Linked DNA regions of Homo sapiens: region 1 is linked to region 2. The links are chromatin contacts, found by Hi-C or POLR2A ChIA-PET in ENCODE. All regions are on one chromosome and are shown on one strand. The core of a region is the stretch at or near the end of the contact, and the rest is flanking DNA. Distances in the headings are between cores, read along the strand shown. Region 1 has its middle 48 kb from the start of RPUSD4. Region 2 has its middle 52 kb from the start of CDON.

The links. A loop is a pair of places that touch in the nucleus more often than their neighbours do. ChIA-PET counts read pairs that join two places held with the same protein, here RNA polymerase II (POLR2A). Pooled maps may share reads with other maps.
Region 1: a map of sigmoid colon shows a loop between it and region 2 (4-fold over the local background). The contact joins two enhancer-like sites. A Hi-C loop is called at or near these places in 4 of 168 maps with a recorded cell type or tissue (PC-3, chondrocyte, endothelial cell of hepatic sinusoid and 1 more) and 3 of 50 pooled maps. POLR2A ChIA-PET finds 5 or more read pairs at or near these places in 6 of 52 experiments (A673, H1, HepG2 and 3 more).

Annotation. Positions count from the first base shown.
Region 1 is chr11:126,161,619-126,166,339 of GRCh38, reverse strand. No RefSeq gene overlaps it. Among named protein-coding and RNA genes, the nearest start is that of RPUSD4, 48 kb to the left of the region's middle. Within about 2 kb of position 3,124, at least 3 of the 41 ENCODE cell types and tissues checked have a DNase peak (open chromatin) inside an H3K27ac peak, as active enhancers do.
Region 2 is chr11:126,112,107-126,117,575 of GRCh38, reverse strand. No RefSeq gene overlaps it. Among named protein-coding and RNA genes, the nearest start is that of CDON, 52 kb to the right of the region's middle. Within about 2 kb of position 1,680, at least 24 of the 41 ENCODE cell types and tissues checked have a DNase peak (open chromatin) inside an H3K27ac peak, as active enhancers do.

The DNA of each region.
Region 1 (4,721 bases), core at 1,875-4,374, 47 kb before region 2:
CACTGATACTTTTCAAGGACTTGACGCTCCTCCTTGAGTTCAAGACCAAGGAAACATGGCCTTCCCCTCTCCTGCACATCCTTTGCCCTAAATCATAGAAAGGGAAGTTCTAAGCCCTGGCCTGCAACAAAGGAGTTAGTGAGCCCCGAATCTGGCCTCAGAGAGGACAGGATGGTGCCTGGTGAGGAAGCAGCTTCCCTTCCGCCTGGTGTCTTGGCTCCATGGAACGATCCTCTCCAGAGCACTTGAGGCCTAGAGTCCTTCTGAATGGAAACAAGAGACTCGTAAATCCCAAAGCCAGACTCCCTTGGAAGCTCCTGGCTCGGCTCTTGCCTCCCGGGCTCCCTGCCATGAGGAGCATCTCCCAGACTGCTCTCCCTCTCCCCCAGCCGACTGCACGCGCTGACTTTTTGCTCTGGTCGGGGGCAGCCTGTGCCCTGCCTGCCCGGAGGCCTCCAGCCTGCTTGGGTTACCATGAATGAGCATGTTTGGGCTGAATGGTAACCCTCAAGTTTTTCTGAAATTTGGGGTCACTGGGTCCTGAGATGCTGACCTAACATTTTGGGGAAGGTTTGATAAACTGGGTTTCGAAGAGGCCCCAGACAGCCGTCCATCCAACCAGTGCGGGTTACGAGACGAGGAAATCCAGGCAAAGTCCAGTTGAAATCAATCTGTTACCTCCCTTCAGCGGAGGCCCCAACACCCAGGCCCATCCGTTCCCTCTGGGGCCCCATCCCAGGGTGTTGATCCCACGCCAGCTCCAGCCAGCTGCCCAGGAGTCTGTCTCCTGCTCTGATGATGGGGCTCCCGCCCCTCCTCTCACTTCTTCCTTTTCCAGTCAACCTTGTCCTTCATCTAGAGGTCATGAGCAGAGACCTCCAGGTGCAGCCCGTGCTGGGCTAAGGGAGTCAATCCCACACTGTCAGGCAGATCTGTCGAGAGAGCTTTAGGGTTTTTAATTAGGAGGGCCAGCTGGGCTCCTTCTTTAGTCCCCTACTCCACCCCCCAGCCTGGCTTGTAACTTGACTTGTTAAGATGGAACCAAGGGAAGGAGGGAAAGGAAGAGAAGGGAGCATGAATTACTAACCTCACTTCCTCCCTGTGTTTTAAAAGTCACCTTGTATCCAGTCTCCTTACTTTTTTTTTTTTTTTTTTTTTTTGCGGGGTCGAAGAGGCGTGACAGGGTCTCATTCTGTCACCCAGGCTGGAGTGCAGTGGCATGGATCATAGCTCATTGCAGCCTCAAACTCCTGGGCTCAAGTGATCCTCCCAAGCAGCTGGGACTACAGGGCATATCTGGCTATTTTGTTCGTTTGTTTGTTTGTAGAGGCCAGGTCTCCCTGTGTTGCCTAGGCTGGTCTCAAACTCCTGGCTCTGAGTGATCCTCCCACCTTGGCCTCCCGAAGTGCTGGGATTACAGGTGTGAGCCACTGTAGCCGACCATTTCTTAATTTATTGAATCCTGGTGTCTTAGGTGTTTAAGCGTCCTCAGGGCTTGCAGGAGAAAGTTTCTGATTAAGGAAATGGATCCGTGGAAGTTGCTGAGGATGGAGTTTCTTTCCCTTGTGTTACAGCTGACCAGTCATGGGGCTAGAGCTGGAACTCAGACATCCCCTCTCCAGGCTTGACTGACAGTAACCAGGTAAAAATAATCTACGGGGCACCAGAAGCCTTGGGGTCTGGTCATGCTCAGGCGCTAACTTGCAGGGTGACCTTGGGCCAGATTTTCCTCCTCTCCAGGTCTCAGTTTTTTCATAGGAGTAGAAAAATTTTTCTGCTTTTGAGGCCATTCCATTTAAGCAACTGCAGGAAAAGGAGTGATTATAGTAGTAGCAATTCAGATCAAAGGTGGAGAGGTCTTAAAAGGATTTGGTGCTGGGCTGGACTATAGTGTTTTGATTTAAATGTGGTAAATGCTAGGAGAGGCTGTTGGCCCTGGAAGGGCTCAGGGCTGATGGAACAAGAGCTGCTGATGAAGAAGATGGCTGTGACGGGGACAAGCACATCGCTGCAGGCCCTTGGTCTATTTTATTTATTTATTTATTTTATTTTTGAGACGGAGTCTTGCTCTGGCACCCAGACTAGAGTGCAGTGGTGCGATCTTGGCTCACTGCAACCTCCATCCCCCAGGATCAAGCAATTCTCCTGCCTCGGCCTCCTGAGTAGCCACACCTGGCTACATTTTGAATTTTCTGTAGAGACAGAGTTCCGCCATGTTGCCCAGACTGGTCTCAAACTCCTGACCTCAGGTGATCTGCCCACCTCGGCCTCCCACAGCATTGGGATTACAGGTGTGAGCCACCGCACCTGGGGCCCTGTGGTCTGTTCTTGAAGATTCATTTCCTCTCTCAGGGCAGTTCAGAGGAAGCTAGAGTTTGAGGGCACAGAGCTCTAGGAAAGGGTTTCCTGATTACCGGGCAAATCTGAGACCCCTCCCTCTGGGGCCTCCCATTCTCTGCCTGGTCTCCCGGTCTGCCTGTTGCTCTCTGTCGCCGGGTACGTCTGCCCCTCTTGGGTCTCACTGTCTCGGGGTCTCACTCTGTCTATGGGAACCTTTGCCTTTGGGACCCAATTACTGGACCCTCTAGGAAAGTTTAATTGAATATTTGTATTGAAAACAGGAGCCAGGGCCCCGAGCCTGATGGGAGGAGACAGGGGGAGAAGAGGGGAGCTGTGTTTGCTTTTCACTCCGGATTAGAGACCTTTATTTGTGCTGAGAGCAGAGATTGGGCCTGGGGATAATGAGTCTGAAGTTTGTTTTCTCCCTCAGGCTGCCCCTCCCTCTGCCTACTCTCTCTGCAGGGAAGGGGTTAGGGCAGAGGGGCCGGGAACTTGTCCGAGCTGCGGTCCGCTGGGCATTCTGTGCCCTGGGGCCCCAGCCTGGGTCTCAGGAGCTGCAGCTGGCCGCAGCTATGCCTGACATAGGCACGGGCTGTGCCGGTTTGCATACGTGCACTTCAAGCCGCGGGTGCTGGGTCATGAGTGCCTCCTGGGAAGACCCTCGGCCAATGCGTGTGCATCTGGGTGTGTGAGAAACGTGCTGTTGTTGAGGACAGTGACTGCTGAGTACATCTGCTGCCAGGAGGCTAAGGCGGTCACATGGGAGTGTGATTCATTGAGGCCTGAAAAGTGCCATCAATCTCACTCTTTCTGGAAGGCATAAGATGCCATTCCTGTGAGCTGCTCCGCGCTCCCCCGCACTCCTCGTGGCAGGGACCTGAAGTTTCTTGGCCGTGCCGCCCCTGGAAAAGTCTGCCAGTGAGCGGGGAATTAGCCAGGCTCCTGCTTCCTCCGAGTGAACACTGTAGCAATCCTGGGGTCCCATGTCTTGCCCATCGCCCTGAGGCCCTGTGCTCGTGATTGCTTTTGATCTGAGCAGAATCTGCCTGTGTGAGGCTGGGCCACTTGTCCTGGGTCACACAGAGCTGGGGATTTGTGGGGAGGGCACCCCGATCGTCCCAAGGGCCTGATGGCTCTCCGGCGGTGGTCGCGTTCCTGCCAGGTGTGAAGACCTGCTCAAGTCCACACAGCCCACTCCAGGCCGAATAGGGAATTCAACCCAGGTTTGTTTGCCTCCAAAATCCATACCTTCTCCTTAGGGGCTGGACAGCAGAATCAAGGGGGTGGGCAGCCGGGGCTGAAGGACCCCAGTGGAGAGAGGAGATTTGATTCCTCTGGCTGTTTTTCTAAAGGAAGATTGAGAAGAGGGCCAGGAGATTCCTGGAGGTGATCACAGCCGCTGCACCTGGCAGGTCACTCACAGTGTGCAGATGGAGGCAGCAAGGCCAGTGTCTGCCTCAAGCCTTCCTTTCCCTTCTCCCCAGCCGCCCTCTCATGCTCCTTGCCCCGCCTTGCTGAGATCTAACAGCTGCTGTTATTGAGTGTCTGCTGTGTGCCTGGCCCATTCCAAGTGCTTCACATAGGTTACACATTTCACTCTTGCTACAACCACAGGAAGGAGTTTCTTTATCCTGATTGTAAGAGGGGAAAATACCATCTCACACCAGTTAGAATGGCGATCATTAAAAAGTCAGGAAACAACAGGTGCTGGAGAGGATGTGGAGAAATAGGAACACTTTTACACTGTTGGTGGGAGTGTAAACTAGTTCAACCATTATGGAAGGCAGTGTGGCGATTCCTCAAGGATCTAGAACTAGAAATACCATTTGACCCAGCAATCCCATTACTGGGTATATACCCAAGGGATTATAAATCATGCTGCTATAAAGACACATGCACACGTATGTTTATTACGGCACTATTCACAACAGCAAAGACTTGGAACCAACCCAAATGTCCATCAGTGATAGACTGGATTAAGAAAATGTGGCACATATACACCATGGAATACTATGCAGCCATAAAAAAAGATGAGTTCATGTCCTTTGTAGGGACATGGATGAAGCTGGAAACCATCATTCTCAGCAAACTATCGCAAGGACAAAAAACCAAACACCGCATGTTCTCACTCATAGGTGGGAATTGAACAATGAGAACACCTGGACACCGGATGGGGAACACCACACACCAGGGCCTGTCATGGGGTGGGGGGAGGGGGAGGGATAGCATTAGGAGATATACCTAATGTAAATGACGAGTTAATGGGTGCAGCACACCAACATGGCACATGTATACACATGTAACAAACCTGCACATTGTGCACATGTACCCTAGAACTTCAAGTATTAAAAAAAAAAGGGCAGGGGGAAACGGAAGCACAG
Region 2 (5,469 bases), core at 431-2,930:
TATTGCTATTTTAATGAACAATTATTGTACCTGACTACAATTATTATAGTAACAATATGCAGTCATTGAATAAGGCTTGGGCTTTGGAAATATACAAAGTACAGATTAATCTGAACAGTGAAACTTTTAAATGATAATGCCTCAATTTTGTAGGTCGTTTTTATTATAATGCACTTTCTCACATATTCTGCTTCAACTCCGTAAATATGTTTTTTCCAGCTTTAACAAAGGGTGGGATTTTAAATCATGCCATCTCTGTCAGTCACTGTTGAAGGCAAGGGTGCTAGTGCTGGCGTCTTTATATATGCCATCTTATTAATCTTTACAGCAATCATGAAAGAGGGGAATTTCCCCCACTTTATAGAGAGAAGAAATGAGGTAAATTGCCCAGTCCTCCACAGCTAATAAGAGAAAAGCTGAGATCTGAAACCAGATCTGCCCGAAGCTCAAGCTTTGATGCCTCTGCTGTGCCACTCTGCCGGATGCCAGGCCTGTCTTGGTCTGTAGCTGTCTCTCAAGGCAGGAATGGATGCTACCACCACCCCTGCCTCGGTGCGCCTGCATTTTCTTACGTATTAAACACAAATTCCTGGGGGTAACTTCCAGTCTCTTTGGCCTAAGTGATTTTTCCTGTATTGTTCCCCTAGATTTAATACAGGCCTCCAGGTAACTGACATTTTCATCTGACTTCTTGTTAGGGATACCTGGCACTTACTGCAGGGCTGGCAGTCTCAAGACGCCACCCTTCCCAAGGAGAGGGCAAGGATACCTCCTGGGAAGCTCCCAGGGAAGGGTAAAGGCCAGCAGGACCTTGCTGAGAAGGTCCTTCCAGGACTAAGCGGGAGGCTTTACTGCCCAATTGTCATCTCTGAATCTGCCATCTGGGTGGTGTTTTCCCCCTTAAACTATCCCGGCCCCGAAGGGACACAACTGTGAAAAGAATCCAGAGGATGGGGGGAGGGGGGGCCTCTGTGGGGAAGTGGAAAGGATTTGGGGCCCGAGTTCTGATCTGTGAGGCTCTGTGAGGCCTATCCTTGGGGTTCGGGTCACCCCCTGCTTGCGGGAGGTTTTGCTGGTTGAGCCGGTGACTGGATCATGTCGAAGGTTTTTTTACTTCTGTAATGTTCCAAGTGTCTAGAGTCTCATTCCGGTGGTCCCCTCAGGATGAGTGGCTCCTAACAGAGCACCCCCCACCCCCCCCGGGACTGGTGGGCTGCCTGAGGAAGCTCCAAGCCTGGGTCCAGGTCTCTGTGCACCTGAGGCCCCAGCTCATCCCCACACCCAGGCAAAGGGTGACAGTCTCAGGCACTACTCTGATGTAGCCTGTTTGAGGCTGGGGCCCAGTGGGAGCCGCACGTGGGACAGGGAGCAGTCCCCGGTTCCAGGAAAGAGCACGAGCAAGTGTGTCTGAGTGTGTGTAAGCGTGTGGTGTTTATTTATTCTAGGAGCGGTTGCTAAGTCAGACGTGTTTGCCAGCAGAGGGCTGCCTGAGTGCTGTGTTTGTTTACTCAGCACAGTGCAGGGAAGGGTGATCGGACAGACAAGTGCAGGCTACAGCCGTTTGGTGGGGGGCACATAGCGTGAGATGAGAATTGGTCTTGGGGGCCGTCTGGCGTGGTCCCATTCTATGGGTGCTGCTGGCTGTTGAGAGCTGCCTTCCGGGACACAGGCCCTGCCTTCTTTGATGTGCCAGCGGCTCTCTCACTGACCCTCCTCCCAAGCAGGGTGGAGCTGCTCATTACCCCACAGGGCAGTGGGCCCTCCTTCCCTTCATGGGGCTGGGGGAGGGTTCCTGGCTACGGGGTCTCGGGGGTCCCTGAGAGAAAGTGGATAAAATGTGGGCAGTGGTATGAGGAGGAGACAGTGGGTTCTCAGTCCCATTCCTACCCTGTCCAAGAGCTTGTCCACCCTTAGTTAGGCTTGGCCTTTCCAACGGGCGATCACATCTTACCAAGACTGAAGTCCACTGCCTCCTAGTCTCCTGTCCTCAGTCTTCCAGGTTATAGATTGGTTATATATTCCCTATCTTCAGGAGAGAGTGAGAGACAGAGAGAGAGAGAGAGAGAGAGAGGAGGAAGGCAAAACAGAGACCCTCCTGACTCCCTGTCCACCCTCAGCCACAGGCCAGAGGTAGGGACTGGCTGAATTTCAGGGTCAGGACTTCCCAGCTGGGTGGCCCCAGAGGCCTCTGCCTCCCTCTTCCTGCCCTAAGGCCCCAGCACCACGTCTGTAAGTCTCTGAGAGAGCCCTGGCTCCCCCGACACAGGCTGGCTGGCAGCCAGGGGTGGTGTTCTGGCTCCTGTACCAGCCAGATGGGGTGGCAGGAAGGCCCTGTTAATCCCCAGGGAGAAAGCTCCTTGGCAAACAGAAAAAAAGTGGCTGCCGGCACTATGTCCCTACCCTGGGACCATGAAACACCATACCCCGAAGTCTTTGGGGCAGATTTTGTGCCTCTGTATTCTGCCCACACCTTCCACGGCGCTTGGGCTGGAGTCCCAGCTGGGGCTATGGAGTAGGGAAGGGAGACCGGGTTCCCCCTTCTCAGGTTAAGGCTTTTCTGTAATGGACAGTTTGCCTCTGCTTCTCTCAAACACCCTAGGGAATTGTGAAGACAGGGTGCAGGCAGGCACTAGGCCCTCCTCTGGGCTCCAGCCATCTAGAGCTCTTATTTGCTCTGAACTTTCCTGATAGTGTTTGGAGAAGCAACTGGGATTGTCTGGGTCCTCCTTCTACCCCATCACTCCACCACCCACCTCTGCCCCCATCATCCCCCACCCCCACCACACACACCCAGACTTCTGCCACTGAAGCTGCCTCTTCTGCTGGTGTGGCAAATAAGTGTGGAGAGAGTGAAACCAGATACAGAGAAGGCAGCCAGCTGGGGAGGTGGTGGGTGGTGTTCTGCCGACCAGGCCTCCTGCTGTCCTCCCCCGGAGCCAGGATGGTGGAGGTCCTGGGCCCAGCCTCGGTCTGCCTTTTCCCCTGCATGCCCAGCTGGTGTGCCACCTGTGAGGGGCTGACAGCTCCTTGCTCCTCCAGTGGTCTTGTCTTGGTCCTGGGTTTGGGGAACAGGATTCCCTGAGCCAGTCCCTCCCTACACTTGGCAGTTACTGGGGAAGCTGAGCACCAAGGCTTGAGCCATTTCTTGCTTTCCCTACCTGTCTCTGTCTCACCTCCATCCACATTCCTTGCAACATGGTACCAAAGTAAGGCTTTGAACTTGGGATGAGTGGGGTGAATTTCACTCTTCCCAACAGCAAAAATGGAAGCTAATCTGGTTTCATCTCAGTTTGTAAGATCCCTAGATTCCCAAGGGAGCTGGGAAACCTCACTTGGGTCTAAAAGGTCATTTAAGGGCCGCTTCCAGACCTGGCTCATGCTCCCGATTGGTGGTGGGGGGTGGAGGGGTGCTGGCTGGGATTGTGGTCACTGAAGAGGGTCAGGAGCAAGGGTCATTGGGTAGAACGGCTCCCTTTGTCCCACTAGGCCACGAATTGGTTCTGGCATTCCCAAGGGGAATGCTCCAAGCCAAGTAAGGGCCACTGTGTCCAGGTGGACCATTCCCAAACCCATTTCTATCATGGATCATTTTCCAGAAACTTTCCAACATGGGAAATCACAACTGAAGCTGGTTGTTTAGATCGGAAAATCTGGGTGTAGTGTCATTAGAAAAACCAGAGTCTCCTCACATGAACCTTTGCCTGCAACCTCTCCCTGGCCTGCCTGCTGCTCTCTGCCTGAGTCACAACAGCATTCAACAGCTTGGACACAGAGCTTTACAATGTGCCAAGTGCTCCCACGTGCCCTGTGGCATTTACTCCGCCTAGCAGCCTGGAGAGATAAGTTAGTGTTAGCTCCACCCAGCAGAGGATGGAAGCCCTGGGAAGTCACCGGCCTCACTGAGGTTGTACAGGCAGTAGGTGGCAGGACTTGAAATCTCGCGTCCTTTCCACGGAATCTTTTCTGCCAGCAACCCAGAGAGTGCAGGGGGAATCCAAACAGTCTGGTGGGCACCAACTGTCTTGGCTGGCTTCCAGCTGGGCCTTTAGTGGTGACTTTGGCACGCCCGCCCCCCCCAACCCTCTGTCAATCTTTAGGAGCTGGGGGAATAGGGGGTGCTTTCTAGGAGGCTCTGCTCTCTTCTGAGATGTCCCCCTTACTTCCTTCCATTCTCTCAGGTGTGGGAGTCACTTTTCTGTGTGAATACCAGGCCAAACTTGTCCTTTTCTTCCTTTTCTCAGAGTCACCTGCCCCAAAGCGCCCCTGTTCCTCCCTCCCTTCTCTGCCTCTTCCCCCGGGATACCTTGCCCTTGCTTCGGGAGTGGAGGCAGTGTTGCCCCAGCAGAGGCACCGGCACTGCCAGGGTGTCCAGCTTTGCACACGGCCTCAGGCGCCCTCACGTTAGCTTTGGCTTCTTGATGGATCTTGAACTCCCTTGGGATGCTTTGTGGGCTCCTGAAGGACCTCCCAGGATGTCCCCTCTGTCCTCAGACCTGCTATGTGACCTCAAACAGGAATTCAGACTCTTCTTGGCCTTCGCGTTCCAGAGCAGAAGGATATGGGTGCCCAAATCCAGACTCGGAGAGGCAGGAGTGAGGTGAGAGGCACAAAATACACCTTTTTTTTCCTGAGCAAAAATCTGCCTCAGGTCCACTCGTTTCCCAAGGGCAGCCGTGCCTTTCACCCGACAACCCGAGGACCCGCAGCCCCAGCCTCTCGGGGAAGGTGAATGTGCAAAAGCCAAGTTTATCCTGAGTAATGCAACGAATACACTGGAGGGGGTGGGGCCGCGGAAGGTTTTATCCAGAACACATGTTATTGCCACTATTCTAGTTATCTTGGATATTTCCTGCATGTTTGTCACCATGGCAACTGACAGCATGAAGCCTGTTTGCTGGGCCCTGGGGTCTGGCGCGGCAGCCATGTGGTGTCAATTTGGCCCTCTCTGCTTCCCCCAGCTCCTGTCTCTCTGTCATGCTGCTTTTGGTCTCCGCCTCTGTCTCCCCGCCGCCTGTCTCTGGGCTTCTCTGTTTTCTTCTTCCAGGAAATAGCTGCCCCTGCATCCCTCGGTGACATAGGTATAGACAGTGTCCAGCTACTGCCACCCTAAGCCTCCCCTTAGTCCACACAGACAGTCTGTGACTAAGGGTGTTCCAGAATGGATGGGAAACTTGTGTGGCAGGGGATAGGCAAGAGATTGGCCTTCAGTGGAGAAAGGGCTCAGCCCGGCTCTGGGCTCATGGTTCAAAATGAGCCCATGCTACCTACTGCTAGGCTGGGGGCTAAAGATCCCTTGAGAAGGTGGGTTTGGGAGACACCAGTGAGGAGAGATGTGGGCTTCTCATCCTGATGTTTCCTGTGTGTGGGAGTGAGGGGTCTCCATCACTCAGATCCTTCCTTCCCTAGGCTTTTGGAGAAGACATAGGTAGAATGGCAGAGAGGGGTCTCAAATTCACAGAAGAGAAGCCA